Regions from separate parts of the Homo sapiens genome. Here region 2 is linked to region 1. A link is an interaction called in ENCODE POLR2A ChIA-PET data of the cell type or tissue named here. Cell type or tissue: IMR-90. All regions are shown on one strand. Each heading gives the region's core, and the rest is flanking DNA. Links, peaks and the distances in the headings are about the cores only.

The links. ChIA-PET counts read pairs that join two places held together with the same protein. Peaks named below come from ENCODE experiments on the same cell type or tissue, not always from the same donor. Only the 100,000 strongest peaks of a DNase experiment are listed, where the experiment ranks them.
Region 2: POLR2A ChIA-PET joins it to region 1 with 5 read pairs; 1 of 35 experiments calls an interaction of 5 or more read pairs at or near these places.

Annotation. Positions count from the first base shown.
Region 1 is chr2:62,816,093-62,820,497 of GRCh38, forward strand. All of the region lies in intron 5 of EHBP1 (EH domain binding protein 1), which reads left to right. Among named protein-coding and RNA genes, the nearest start is that of EHBP1, 110 kb to the left of the region's middle. In IMR-90, for the core only: no CTCF peak of the experiment used is centred there; a DNase peak (open chromatin) is centred at 2,109.
Region 2 is chr2:63,010,317-63,014,721 of GRCh38, forward strand. The region is part of intron 19 of EHBP1 (EH domain binding protein 1); the gene reads left to right. Among named protein-coding and RNA genes, the nearest start is that of EHBP1-AS1, 36 kb to the right of the region's middle. In IMR-90, for the core only: no CTCF peak of the experiment used is centred there; a DNase peak (open chromatin) is centred at 2,485.

The sequences.
Region 1 (4,405 bases), core at 144-4,143:
TAAAATACTCCCATACTTTTCCAGCTACATATCTGTGTGATACTTGATTTTTTTCTTCATATACTTCAACCAAAACAGTCTGTATTACACAGATTGAATATAGGACTAGAGCTGTCTGTCAAACCAGACTTTAAAGAGACTTTAGAGAGAGATAAAGACATTGAAGAGATTTACAAAAATGTAAAATAGAGACACTCTTCTTATTAAATTATTTTCTATAGAAAGTATATTTATTCTTCATAAAACATGTTAATATATGAACTTGTTATTTTTAAATGAATGAAATGTTTTCTAGATTGTTAGCTTTTAATAGAGTAAATATTGATAGATACAACCCACATAAACAGAAGCTCTTTGGAGTTCTCAAATAAAGTGTATAAAGGGTCTTAAGACAAAAACCCTTGAGAACTGTTAGTCTAAACTCTCCAGGAAAAGCCAGTGATTATCAGACTGGATTAAAATTGTTTTTGGATATATGCTGTTTACAAGAGACAGTTCTAAAATAAGAGGAGGTTAAATGTCAGAAAGAGGAAGAGGAGCCTGTAAAGAAGACTGTGGCTTCAGTTAGGGGATAATCTGTGTATGGAGTTGTCATGGATTTAGCTAGTTTAAGACGTGGCTCTATTGTCTCCTGACTCTCCTAATTCTATAATGTTTCTGGCATCTGATTTGCCCACAGTGCTTTTGGAATAGCTTTCCAAGGTATTACTGAAGTGGCTCACTGCCTTCATTCCCTTTTCCCCCCACATAAACCAAATGAAGGAATACCTATTTTGCTCCATTTCTCCACACACCCAGGGTCCCTTCTACCTGTTTATCCCCGTTCTGGCTTGGAGAAACCTCTGCCCAGCTGTGCAAATGGAAACAGACTGTACAGTTCTTGTTACCTCACATCTTTTTCTCGTGTTTAGGAGAGGTATTATAAAGGAATGTGCAAAAAATCTTGAACAGAAGAAACTAATGATGTAAAGGTACTTCAAAGTGTTGTAAGTCCTAGAATTACACTTCATTCACTTAAGAAGTATTTATTGAGTAGTGGCTATATGCTATGGCTCTAGGGCTAGGATACAGTGGTGAGCAAGTAAACAGTATTTGCATATTTGCTCATGTAAGTTAAGGAGAAAAAGTAAAGGGGAATATGAAATGTGTATTGGGAGTGTGGTTGAAATTTTAGGTAAGGTGGGCAGAGAAGGCCTCTCTGGGAAAGTGAGTTTTAGTAAAAGACTTGAAGGAAGTGGGCGAGCTAGCCATATAATATCTATGAGAAGAACATTCCTAGTAATGGAAATAGCAAATGCAGAGGCTCTAAGGGAGATGCATACCTGGTGCATTGGAGAAAGTAAGGAGGCCAGTATATTGGGGCAGAAAAAAAGATGGAACAATAGCATAGTAGATAAGATCAAAGAGCAAAGTCAGGAAGGCCTGGTGATATAGGGCCTGTCGGTCCAGTAAGGGCTTTTTGGCTTTTGCTGTGGGGCAATTGAAGGCTTTTGAGTAGAGGAATGAGATCATCTGGCTTTACCAGGATCATCATAGTTTCTGTGTTCAGAATAATTGCAAGGCAAAGGCAGGAGCAGCAAGATTAGTTTAAAGGGTATTAATCCAGTTGAAAGGAAATACAGTATCAAGTAAATATACAGTGTGCTCAGAATTGTGTGAGAGTGTGTGCGTGTTCAGAGGGAGGGGTGGTAAATTGAAAAAAGAGGTTTATTATAAGGTTTGTTACTTGGAATTTTGCCCAGATTATGAGCAGCTCCTCAACTCTTTCACTTATTTGTTCCTTGATTCGTGCACTTTAGTAAAATATTCCATGATCTCACATTTGAAAATTTCTACTCCTACTTTCCTTATCACATAGAAAATATAATAATTCGGTGATACAAGTGATTTTACATAAAAATGCTCCTGTCATAAAAGTGGACAGCAGTATATACACAGCAGTTAAATATTTTTTAAGTACCCCTGGAACATTTGTGAAAAATACAGGTGTACCATTAAAAAAACTTTTTAAATGGTATGCCTGTATAGGGCAGTAACATGAGTGGAGCTTGCAGGCTGGAAGTTGCTCTGGTTAAGTCAGTGAGTGAGTGGTGAGTGTACAGTAATGTCTTAGGCCTTCACATTTACTCACCACTCACTCACTGACTTAACCAGAGCAACTTCCAGTCTGCAAGCTCCATTCATGTTAGTGCCCTATACAGACATACCATTTAAAAAGTTTTTTAAATGGTGCACCTGTATTTTTACTGCACCTTTTCCAAGTTTACGTATGTTTAGATGCACAAAACCTACCATTGTGTTAGGATTGCCTAAAGTATTCAGTACAGTAACATGCTGTACAGGTTTGTAGCTTCAGAGCAATAGGCTATACCACATAGCTTAGGTGTGTAGTAGGCTGTACCACCTAGAGTTGTGAAAGTACACTCTTTGATGTTCACACAATGATGCATTTCTCAGAACGTATCCCTGTCATTAAAGGATGCATGACTGTATAGCCTTAACTGCTTATATCAGCAAAGAAGAACTGCTCAAAATTCAGGAGTTAGAACAGAATATACCCAAGGAAAGTGGGAGGAAGGAAATGATAAAGATGGCAGAAACTACTGAAATAGAAAACATTGACTAGAAAGAATCACAAAATCACAAGTTGTTGATTTGGAAAGTCTAATGAAATAACCAATTTATAGCAAGAATCATTTGGGAACAAAGGAGAAAAGGCACAAATAAATAGTATTGGTAATGAAAAATGTACAAGACCATATATTTTGCAGAGATCAATGTAATAAAAAGATATATTAAATTATTGTACTTTAGTAAATTTGAAATCTTAGATGAGATGGATAAATTCCTGGGTGGGGAGAAAATATTTAAACTCACTTAGGGAGTCTTTAAGTCTTTCAGAGAATGGGAAAGGATGCCGCAGCTCATTTTATGAGGCTAATGTAACCAGGGAGCATAAAAGAAAGGAAAATCATAGGCCTATATGCTCCATGAATATACAGAAATCCCATGCAAAACATTAGACCTCCAAAGCCAGAAATATATTTTAATATAAAGAAGTACATCACGACCTGGTTGGCTATCTCCAAGGAATGTGGAGTTGCTTTAATTTTGGAAAAATCTATTAATTTACCTCATAAGAGATTAAAGTTTAACAAAAAATCTAAAGAATGTGGGAGAATGGGAAACTCTTAGAAAGTACAAACTAATACAGCCTTTTTGGAATACAATTTGGTATTTTCCGATAAAGGTGTACATGTACATATCCTATGACCTGGCTATTCCCATCCTAGAAATATTTCCCAGATAAATTATTGTGCATGTGTACCAGGATATAGGTGTAAAAATATTTGTAACAGCTTTGTTAATAATTCCAAACCTGCAGCCGGGCACAGTGGCTCATGCCTGTAATCCCAACACTGAGAGGCTGAGGCAAGCAGATCACCTGAGGTTGGGGGTGTGGGAGTTTGAGACCAGCCTGGCCAACATGGTGAAACCCCGTCTTTACTAAAAATACAAAAATTAACTAGGCATGGTGGTGCACACCTGTAATCCCAGCTACTTGGGAGACTGAGGAAGGAGAATTGCTTGAACCCAGGAGGTGGAGGTTGCAGTGAGCTGAGATTGTGCCATTGCACTCCAGCCTGGGTGACAGAGCGAGACTCCAGCTCAAAAAAACAAAAAAAAAAAAACCCGCGACAACCCATATGTCCATCAACAATAAAATGGATAGATAAATCGTAGAAATTCATGTAATTGAATATTAGGAGCGATGAAATTTAATGAACCACAGATGTACATGTCAGCATAGATGAATATTAAGAACATGATGTTGAGGCTGGGCGTGGTGGCTCATGCCTATAATCCCAGCACTTTGGGAGGCCGAAGCGGGCAGATCACCTGAGGTCAGGAGTTTGAGACCAGCCTGGCCAACATGGTGAAATCCCATCTCTACTAAAAATACAAAAATTAGCCAGGCATGGTGGCAGGTGCCTGTAATCCCAGCTGCTCTGGAGGCTGAGGCAGGGGAATCACTTGAGCCCAGGAGGCAGATGTTGCAGTGAAATGAGATCGTGCCAATGCGCTCTAGCCTGGGCAACAAGAGTGAAACTCTTGTCTCAAAAAAAAAAAAGAAAAAAAAAAAAAAGAACATGATGTTGAAGATAAGAAACAAATTTTTAAAATGGTAATTTTATTTCCTTATATAAAAGTAAAAAGACTCACAATACTGTACAATATAAATCTTTTTTCACTTTTTAGTTGTGGTAACTATATATAACAAAATTTATCATTTCAGACATCTTTAAGTGTACAATTCAGTGCCATTGAGTACATTCACAATATTGTATAACCATCACTACTGTCCATTTCCAGAACTTTTTCATCATCCCAAGTAGAAACTATC
Region 2 (4,405 bases), core at 194-4,193, 190 kb after region 1:
GCCTCATTCCCTTCTCTTAATCCATACTCTTACATAGTTTGTTTAAAAAGAAATAAAGAAAGAAAAATCAATACCTAAATGTCTCAAGGAGAAACCATCTAGATTTTTAAAACCTATTAAAAAAATTATACTGGATTATTTTCCATAGTGTGTTCACAGCTAAATGAATCCCTAATTTGAGTCTCCTAAGTAAACTAAAAAAATCGTAGTCTACCTTACTCATGTGGAGTAAACCTTTTGTAATTTAGACTCTAAATGTTATAGAATGTAAATATGTGTAATAAAACAATTGTAAAACATTTATTTAGGAAAATATAACACATTTTAATGTAGCAATTTGACACTGACTTTGTGAAAATAGAGTAAGTTTCCTAGGTTCCAGTGGTTTTAGGGTTTTTAAAAATAGATGTCCATATATTGTTAAAATATTGTTAGAAATAATTACATTAGTCTTGTACCATGAACATTATACGTTCATTCCAATATGTCTTAAAATCCTTAGTAGGATTATTAACCTATGTCTTGATTCTTTTCACTTATTTCTTCAAACTACTTAAGTACACAACCCCAATTTAGCTTTCTAAGGTAACCAAATTCTAGAACATTTCTTTGTACCAGTATGCAAATGTATTTACATAGGAATAAATCTAGGTTTCCTTAAAGAGGGCAACAGAATTGAAAACTGAGGCCAACAAATAAATGAAAGTTTCTCTAAATCCATTGGATAATAGAGGCAGTGTTAAGGCTAACCATAGTGTTGAACTAAACAGAGGGATTACTCCTGGGTTTTGCATCAGTTGTTTTCTGCCGGGTGGCCTCACTTGTCAAAAAAAAAAAAAAAAAAAAAAGTTTAACAGGCAAACATTCACATGGGCACGTTGAGAAAAGAAGTTTGCTTAATTCCATCAAAGCTTAAAAAAATCAATCATTAATTTATTCTAACTACAATTGTTGGTCATTTGTGAAAAACATCTGGCCTTTAAGTCATAGGAACCTAAACACCAGTATAATGTGAACACTTGTGAAGAAGCTTCAAGTTTGGTTTAGCATAAAAAAGCAATGTTAGTGTGTGTGTAGCTTTATCTAACCATACAACAGAATTTGTTTACTTATAATACTTTAACTCCACTTAGTTTTTTTGGACTTTGACAGTATTATAAATCCAAGTGTAATGTGCTTTAAAGATTAGAAAATTGTTAATTTGCAGCTTTAAGAAGTTCAGCCTTTTTACATCTTTTTGTGGTTGTTTAACAGAATAACATTACAGCAATCTTGGTATTACAAGTCAAAAATGGTTTCTAATGTAGTCTAAATTCAAGATAGAAAATATATTTTAAACATGGTTTCAGGAGGGACATTCCCTATTTTGCATATGTCTAAGTAATTCTTAAAATATTTGTTTTAAAGCTGGACTTAAACATTCCTGACTGCTCTCTAATTTGATATAGCTAGTCAAAATGATTTTATTCAAGAAATTTTGGCAGGAGAATTCAGTGAAGGAGATAAATAATTTTGCAGCTATACTCATATTGCAAAGTATAGAACTAATTCAGTCATTATGACTGTAGTAACATCTGTTCTTTAGCTTTAAAGTGAGCAGTAGAACAACTCAATGTTGGGATACATTTAAATATTAAGCTTTGTTAGTCAAGTTTCAAGTTCTAACAAAATATAAGTAGCCACATCATAGCCACAAAATAATACATAGTAGGTCTGTAGTTTTGTTGTTACCGTTGTTGTTTTTTTAATGAACTTTTAAACATAGAAAAGGCTAACCAAAGCTGTAGGGGGTGAAAATTAGAACCTAAATTAGAAATAAAAGTTGCATCATTTTAATTTCATGCTCTAATATAATATGAACAGTTAATATTGTAAAACCTGCCTTGATGATGACATACTAGTCTAGTGGTTTCCTGTCATACAAAGGAAATAAAACATGATATAACCAAATGCTACTGTGTCATATAGAAATGATCCAATCTCTTACTGTTAAACTACCTTCACCAGATTATTCATATACTATATCTCACTCACTGCTCTTTAGCTTCCCCTAGGCTTTTAATAATTATAAATTAAGAAAGACTGTAGATACTTGTCATAAATTAGGTTTGATTCTAAGCAAAATATATAATAGCTAATAATAAAAAAGCACTTTTTCTGCAGTGATAAAAAATACTAATCTTCAGTTTAGACTTTTTTTTCATTTATGCCACAAATATGTTATTGTAACAAAAGCTAACCATGTTTCTAAAATGTACACTAAGTAAATCTCAAAATGTGTGTGCCATATGTAGAAGTCTCGTAAAATTTTGGCCCTCATTTCAGAGGCACTAATGTCCAAAGTACTGTTAGGATACTGGAGATGAGAGGAAAATAACTTAAAACAGCTTGTGAAATATAATGTTTGAAATGGTTCTTTGAGAATGTGCAGATTATGGCTTGCATAGGGACTCCTTCCAGCTCTCTGGGAAAATGAGCTGTTGACATTCTTTTGGGTCATCATTCAAGATACAAGGGCAACCACAAGGATTTAGCAGATAAATTCATCCCCAAAGACCTTTATCCATTTCACTGCAACTTGGAAACATTCATGTTGAATAGTAGCATTAATGTAGCCTACTTAGCTCTTCAAAGTGAGTCTTATGTTTAAAAAAAGAAGAGGAAAAAAGAAAAGAAAATGAAGAAGATGATGAAGAAAATCAAACGAGTAGGGTAATAACTTATTTAAGTCTTCTAAGAGGTATTTATTTACATGATTCTAAAGCACAGACCATTTCTGTTCTCTACACAGTTTCAAAAATAGAATCGGGTCTTACATAGTGAGCAATAAGCCTTTAAATTGTAACTAAGTGAATCAGTCCTGTGTTACTTGTTAGTTGTTTATAACAAAGAGCAGAAAGTAAATTAATGTTTTAATGTTATATTCTGAAATGACTGGCAGCATTTATAAACAATTGAAAATAATCTACTTTAGGTTCTGACTCTCTTTGGACTTTATGATTCAGGCAAAAGGAAAAGTCAGAGCTGTGATGAACATATTAAAGGTATGCATTAAGATTCACACACAGTCCTTTCCTATAAAGAGTGAAAAAAACTTTTTGACTCAAACTGGAATGATACTATGTAGGGCTGAATGTGCAGGAAAGTTTCCCACAATGCATTGTGCAAACCTAGGGCTAACAAATACCCTGCTGCTTGAAACCCCCCCAAAAGACAAAGGCACAATGAAATAGAAAGCTTACCACCGGTAGCTTTCAAAACGACAAACTAGGCAAACTATACATCTCCACCACTCCAATTTTGTCAGAATGCTAATGAGCTTGCTCTGATCTTTACTCGGCTTCCCGTGTTTTCTACATCTTCAAGGACCACATGGCGCTAGCAAAATAAAGACAACTAAATGAGAATTTCGAATGCTTTTTGTGTTAGGACCTGGTGCTTTTCAGTGGACGCACTCGTTGAATATTCTCAACTTAAAAGAGTACAACAGGGGGTTGGGTATGAACTTTTTAACAGGAGGAAATTTGAACAAAAGTAAATTAGTGAGATGAGGAAAATATGAGAAAAATTTCTGATTAATTTCCACTCCATAATATCAATGACACCTTCAGCCCCACTCATACTCTTCTAACAAGAGATGCTGATAAAAGATGAATGATTCTGTGTTGTTCACAGTGAATGTTTAGTGGTTTTTTAATAGCAGCATTCTACATAAAAGGCACCAGGAAGTACTCCGCATTAGCAGTTGAGATCACTAGTTAATAGGATGATGTCTTTTAGCTTTTGTCACAAGATTATTAGAAAGGATGGGTTTCTGTTCTCATCATTGCATAGTTTGGAGTGCCTGTTGAGTACAAGTGCTAAAATACAGGTTTCTCAGTATTGTTTCACATGTAAAGCAAAAAGCCTTTTAATGCAACACCTTTTTCCTTTTTACCAGGTGATTTTGTTATTGATCTCTAATCTGCCCCTTTAGCTGTATTAAATGCTTAAAGTGTTCTGCTTTTCCATGTAGCCTTGATGCTAGCTATTTGTGTCTATAAATTCATTAACATTAAAACAGGATCTATATAGACTATTAGAGTCTATGAGTTAGAAAATGGCATATTACATACTTGTTTAGGGCATAAATAACAACATAAATTTAAGATTATCTGCATAAATGTTATAAAAATATGTTCGTTGATAATATGTTATGAGATTTTAATTATGTATTTATAAGGAACATATTTTTCACAATCTCTCTTTTCTTTAGCAATCACTGTACACTTACCAGGAGAATAAGAGTAGTCAACTCCATTTCTTACCATATCCATCCATACCTAGAAAGAAGAAAAAACCAAAACTGGGTACATTTTTATATATAAAGATATTTGAACACGGCTGGGCACAGGCTCACGCCTGT